Linked DNA regions of Homo sapiens: region 1 is linked to region 2. A link is a loop called in an ENCODE intact Hi-C map of the cell type or tissue named here. Cell type or tissue: OCI-LY7. All regions are shown on one strand. Region 1 has its middle 56 kb from the start of ZFP36L2. Region 2 overlaps THADA (THADA armadillo repeat containing).

The links. A loop is a pair of places that touch in the nucleus more often than their neighbours do. Peaks named below come from ENCODE experiments on the same cell type or tissue, not always from the same donor. Only the 100,000 strongest peaks of a DNase experiment are listed, where the experiment ranks them.
Region 1: it touches region 2 in a loop (13-fold over the local background); 3 of 110 quality-filtered maps call a loop at or near these places.

What each region holds. Positions count from the first base shown.
Region 1 is chr2:43,168,958-43,171,457 of GRCh38, forward strand. No RefSeq gene overlaps it. Among named protein-coding and RNA genes, the nearest start is that of ZFP36L2, 56 kb to the right of the region's middle. RefSeq lists a silencer at 510-569 and enhancers at 673-1,318, 993-1,287, 1,494-2,179. In OCI-LY7, CTCF peaks have their summits at 185, 1,172 (motif pointing right) and 1,378; DNase peaks (open chromatin) are centred at 224, 584 and 1,194.
Region 2 is chr2:43,483,133-43,485,632 of GRCh38, forward strand. THADA (THADA armadillo repeat containing) reads right to left here. Exons shown (of 38, transcript NM_022065.5): 26 at 2,102-2,193. Among named protein-coding and RNA genes, the nearest start is that of THADA, 110 kb to the right of the region's middle. In OCI-LY7, CTCF peaks have their summits at 1,363 (motif pointing left) and 1,566; a DNase peak (open chromatin) is centred at 1,339.

The sequences.
Region 1 (2,500 bases), 310 kb before region 2:
TCCTCTCTGCCCTGCTTGTCCCACACCCTGCTCATTTTTTTTTTCTCTCTCTCTCTCTCTCTCTCACACACACACACACACACACACACTTGCCTTTCAGAACCTGTGAACTATAAATAAGTGCTTTATCACCATAAATGACTTGATCCAGGCTAGGGTCGTGAGGGGCTTGGCTCAGGTTCCTGGGCATGTGGATACCTGCAGAGTGGGTTCCTGAGCACGTGAGGGCACAAGCGTGCAGTCTCGGACAAGGTGGAGTCTCAATGTGTGAGCTTGCTGAGGCCAGGGCAGTGTCTGGGAAGGGAGTGGAGGCATCTTTGTGTCTGTGGGGTTGTGGTGGGAGGGAGGTTTCGGGGGCTGTGAGGCGAGCACAGGCGTGTGTGCTGTCTATGCCCCCAAGGGGACAGGGCGTGGGTGGAGAACGTATTTGTGCCCGAGGTGTGTCCGCAGGGATATCCGTGTGGTGAGTGTGGGAGGAGGGGCGCTGGGCATGGAGGAAGTGTTTCTGTCTGTCTGTGTGTGTGTTGTGGGGGTGGCGGGGATTGGCGGGGGTGGGTTGTGCCTGGCCAGCCAACCTTTACATCTGGTTCTGCAGGATGTGAAAAGGTTTGTGACTGAGGCCAGTGGCACACCCTCCAGTCGGATCAGAGGGTTGGAGATAAACCCAAGTGAGCAAGCATTGGTGGCTGTGGCCGTGTGGTGTCCCATTCCTGGGGGGCTCCAGGAGATAGGGAAGCTCATCTGACTTCCTGAGGGCCTGGCAGCCCCTCCTGCCCTCCTCAAGGTGGTCCATCTGCCACGCCAAGCCCAGCCAGAGAGAAGGGGCACCCGGAGCACAGTGCCTGTGACTCTGCAGGCAGGGCACCGGCGGGCACCCAGGGAGGACCTGCTCTGTTCCCACTCACGAGCCCCTCCCACCTGACGCCGCCCCAGCTAGACTGAGAACCCCAGGAGGCAGGGCTTGACTTTTCTTTCTTCTCCCAGCCTCAGTCTCCCCAGATGTCAAAGGAGGACAATGATCTCTACAGAGAGGGGCTAACTGCACCGGGGTGAGCTTGGCGTCGTGGCTGGCAGGGAACGGAGGCTCCCTTCCTTCACCTCCCAGCCTCCAAAGAAAAGGTTCAGTTGAGGCCTCCTTGGGGGTGGGTGCGGGTCCTTGGGCCATCTCTAGGGGGCGCTGACAGTCAGCCAGCACGTGCCTGCACCTGTCCCTAGTTAAATGAGCAAAAGACAGCTGAAAAAAAGAACCCAGGCAGGCCTTGGGGCAGGGCAGAGGGTCTTGAGGCTAAGTGTGAATGGGGGATGGAAGTTCAGTGGGGCGTGACTGGAGGGTTTGTCTGGGGCATGTGTGACTTCTGTCACCCACTGGCCTAAGAAAGAGCACCAAAGGCCCTTCTGTGAATAAACTCTCAGGCTAACGCAGGCTGGGCTTCATGGAAGGGATGGAAGGGAAGGTAGTCCTTGGATGTTTGGTTGAGGCCCCACTCCTCCTGGGATGGTGGAAGGAGGGCAATGAGGCATCAATGGGGTTTCCTTCTTTCCCTCTCCTTTGCGAGCCTCACCAAGGCAGGCCTGCCACCTGGAGCCCCTCAAGGAGATGAGAATCCACAGTCCCCGTGCCAGGAGGTGGCAGCAGGCAGAGTGATGGGCCCTGGAGGGAGGGCTCACTTGGGGCACTCTCGCCTTTTAAAGGCGGCTGCTTTCTCCTGGGATTACCCCCATGATTTGGGGTCCCTGGGGGCAATGCCATGGCCTCCATGCAACCAGGCCTCCTGAGTGGCTGCATTGCTGGCAGGGAGGTAGCTCTAAGGTCAATTCTGAACCTGCCTCCCTCCAGCACTGCCCATCCATAAAGGGCATCTGTGCCCAGGCAACACCCACCCACCTGGGGCTTGGGGAGCCGGGGCTGCTGCAAACACAGTGCCGCAGTGAAAGTGGGACAAACGCGCCTGTGTGCATCCTGGCCGAGGTGCCGGAGGAAGCGTGGTCGGGGCAGAAGTGTTAATGGGCCTCCTTCCTGCCGTGCCCTGCCCGTGCCAGCTCCTCGGTGCTCATCCCGGCTCCCTGAAATGCTCGCTTCCACTCAGGGCCAGCGCACTCCCTCCACGTCCCTGGCCGCAGATCTGTCCTGCTTTGACAAATAACCCGCTCAGCCTTCGGGTTTATGGTTTTTCCGTGCGCCTTCCTTCATGTGGTTGGGAACCAAGCTCTGGTCTCCAGAGCTGTGTGGGGCTGGGAATGGCGCCTGGACCTGCAGGGCTCCCCAAGCAACAGTGCAGGGGGACTGGAATCCTGCTCTCAGGGAGACAGGGCCCATCAGGGAACCACGTAGGAGGGCCAGCGCCGCATGCTAAAGGGGCATAGGCAAGGGAAGGGGTCTGCAGGGACAGTCTGCAGGAGCCAGGAGGGCTTCCTGAAGGAGGCTGAGCTTGAAGGATGGAGGGGCCAAAGGAGACCATTCCAAAAGCAGACAGCACCAGCCCACAGGATGGTGAGCAGC
Region 2 (2,500 bases):
GTTGTGAAAGGAAACAACTGACTTGTGAGGTGTGTCACCGGCTGAGGTTAGTTATCCGGTGGATAAGTAACCAACCAAGATATCATTATTACTAGCCTTCTTAAAGTGCCCATTACGTACCCAGAACAGATGAAAAAGGTCCTTCCTTCAGAAAGTTAATATTGGAAGGAACAGGCATATAAACATTTAAACAAAAAGTGACATAATTAAACAAACTAAAACTAAAAGAACCATCACAAGCAACTGCAAATTTAAGACACTAAAGGTTTTGCAAAGCAAACCTAATGGGAGCTGCCAAGAAATATATCTTCATGGGTTAAACAGGGAACAGAAGCCTTGTACACATAATGGTCCATACCGATCTTCAGATTACTAAAATTAAAAGCTCTCACATTCTTCACAGTTAAAAACTTCTCATTCCTATTTCCTTTTTTCTAGAAATCTTATATATTTTGTAATCTTTCCTATCCAAGAGGAATAAATTTATAATGGAGGTTTCCATCATTGTAACTTTGGCAAAAAATTAAAATTGTATAGTATCACTGCCCTATTCTTCCTCCCTCAGATACAACCTAAATGAGGTTTTCTCATTTTCTGATCATTTTCTCCTATACATAGTAAAATGTATATATATTTATATATATATTCAAGAATCACTTCATAAAAAACAAAAAAAAATTTTCTTCAAGTTCAGTTTTAAACATTAATTTTACTTGTTTGATGACTTAATATCATATTTCATTTATACCAGTATTTATCAAGGCCTTATAACATGACCCAACTGTTTTAAACTGTAGCACACTGGAGAATTATTAACAAAATAGACAAAGCTAAGGAGAAACAAATATTAGTGATTTCAAGTTAGTGACAGGAAGAATTTCTTTAAGAACAGGCTAAAAAATAAAAATTATAATCATCCCTCCACAAGAGTAATGTTTTATTTATTTAAAAAATACTCAGTTAAAAAAAAAATTAAAAAGCTCTCTGGTATTGCCTGAACATGCTCAAGGGATTTATACTTACAGCCAGTTACCTTCCTTTTAAATATCTGGTGAATGTTACAGGGTGACAAGAAGCAATTTAAATGATAATTCGGAAATACCATAGTAGGTTTCATTAGAATTATCACTAGTACATCACAAAATGATTTCATATTTTTTTAATTCCTAAGATTTAGTTCCATCACACAAAAATGCATTTCAATAAACATTAGCTTAAAACTTAAATATGAAGCATAATGACTTTTTTAGGGAAGAAGGGAATAGGGCTTTGAATATAACTCTAGATCCTCAAGAGAAAGACCACTGGGCCAAACTGGATCCTAAATAAAGTTAAGGAAGTAATTAAATGTGCAGCAACAGTGACATCTAGTGTTAACAACTGCAAGTCAATTAGATTACCATTAAATCCTCTTAAGTGCTAAAAAACAACTATTCAAAGCTTTTCTTCTTTAAAAACAAACAGATCTTGTGCATTTTTATCTAAAAACTACCCAAAATCAAAATGGTTCCACAGGTTTCTTTTCAGGCATAACAAAAAAGCTGTTTTTTAAAGACAAAAACAAATTAGAGGTTAAACATAAAACTAAAGACCAAAAGTAAAAAGCACTGTTTATTTCTTGTGGTTAACACATATAGGTGCTCCTCTTAGTACAAGAGTTTAATGCAAAGGTAATGTGAGAGATGTTCTAATGAGAGGATCATAAACATTTAAACTTCCACCTATAAAATTAAAGATATTATACAAGCTAGGATAATATATACAAGTAAAGTTAAGACATTTCAGGACTACTTAAAGAAGATGCAATTAAAAAAAAAAAAACAAAAAAAACACTAGCTTTTGCATGGAGAAACAAGCTCTACATTTCACCCCTTGCTACCTTGCTAAATTTTTGTTGCTTTGAAAGGTCCACTTATTAAACAGTTGATATTTTTGCCCAAGGGTTTATAACTTGGCAGCATAGGTTAATTCATTACAGTATTTTTATAGTTTTATGCTCTAGATGAATCTATAACAGTAGGCACAATTTCAAAATTTGTTTTTGGCCAGGACAATATTGTATTTTTTAAAAAAAGTAAAGTTAGCCTTAAATGGAGCTTACCTATTTGTTTTGGAATGTTCATCCTTTGCCCTTTTAACTCCAAAAATTCTTGTGATCAAGGCACTAAAGAGAAGTGTGGATGAATTTCGCACCTAATGTACAAACGAAAACACAATAAGGCTTAAATATTCTTGGCATGAAACCAACGTTTACAATGTTCAAACTAGATAATTCAAAATCATTACCTAACTGGCTAGTGTGAGGCTAAAAAGACAGATTTGTGTTCATAAAATAATTTAAAAAAAAAACTTGACAGTCATCGATTCAATGACTTCAATTGAGCTCTACAACCCAATCACATGCACACAACACAGCCTTTTCCTATATTCCTAATATTACCATCAACAGTTTTCACTAATCTCTGCACTTAGAGCATCAAATAACACTTTTCTAAAAATT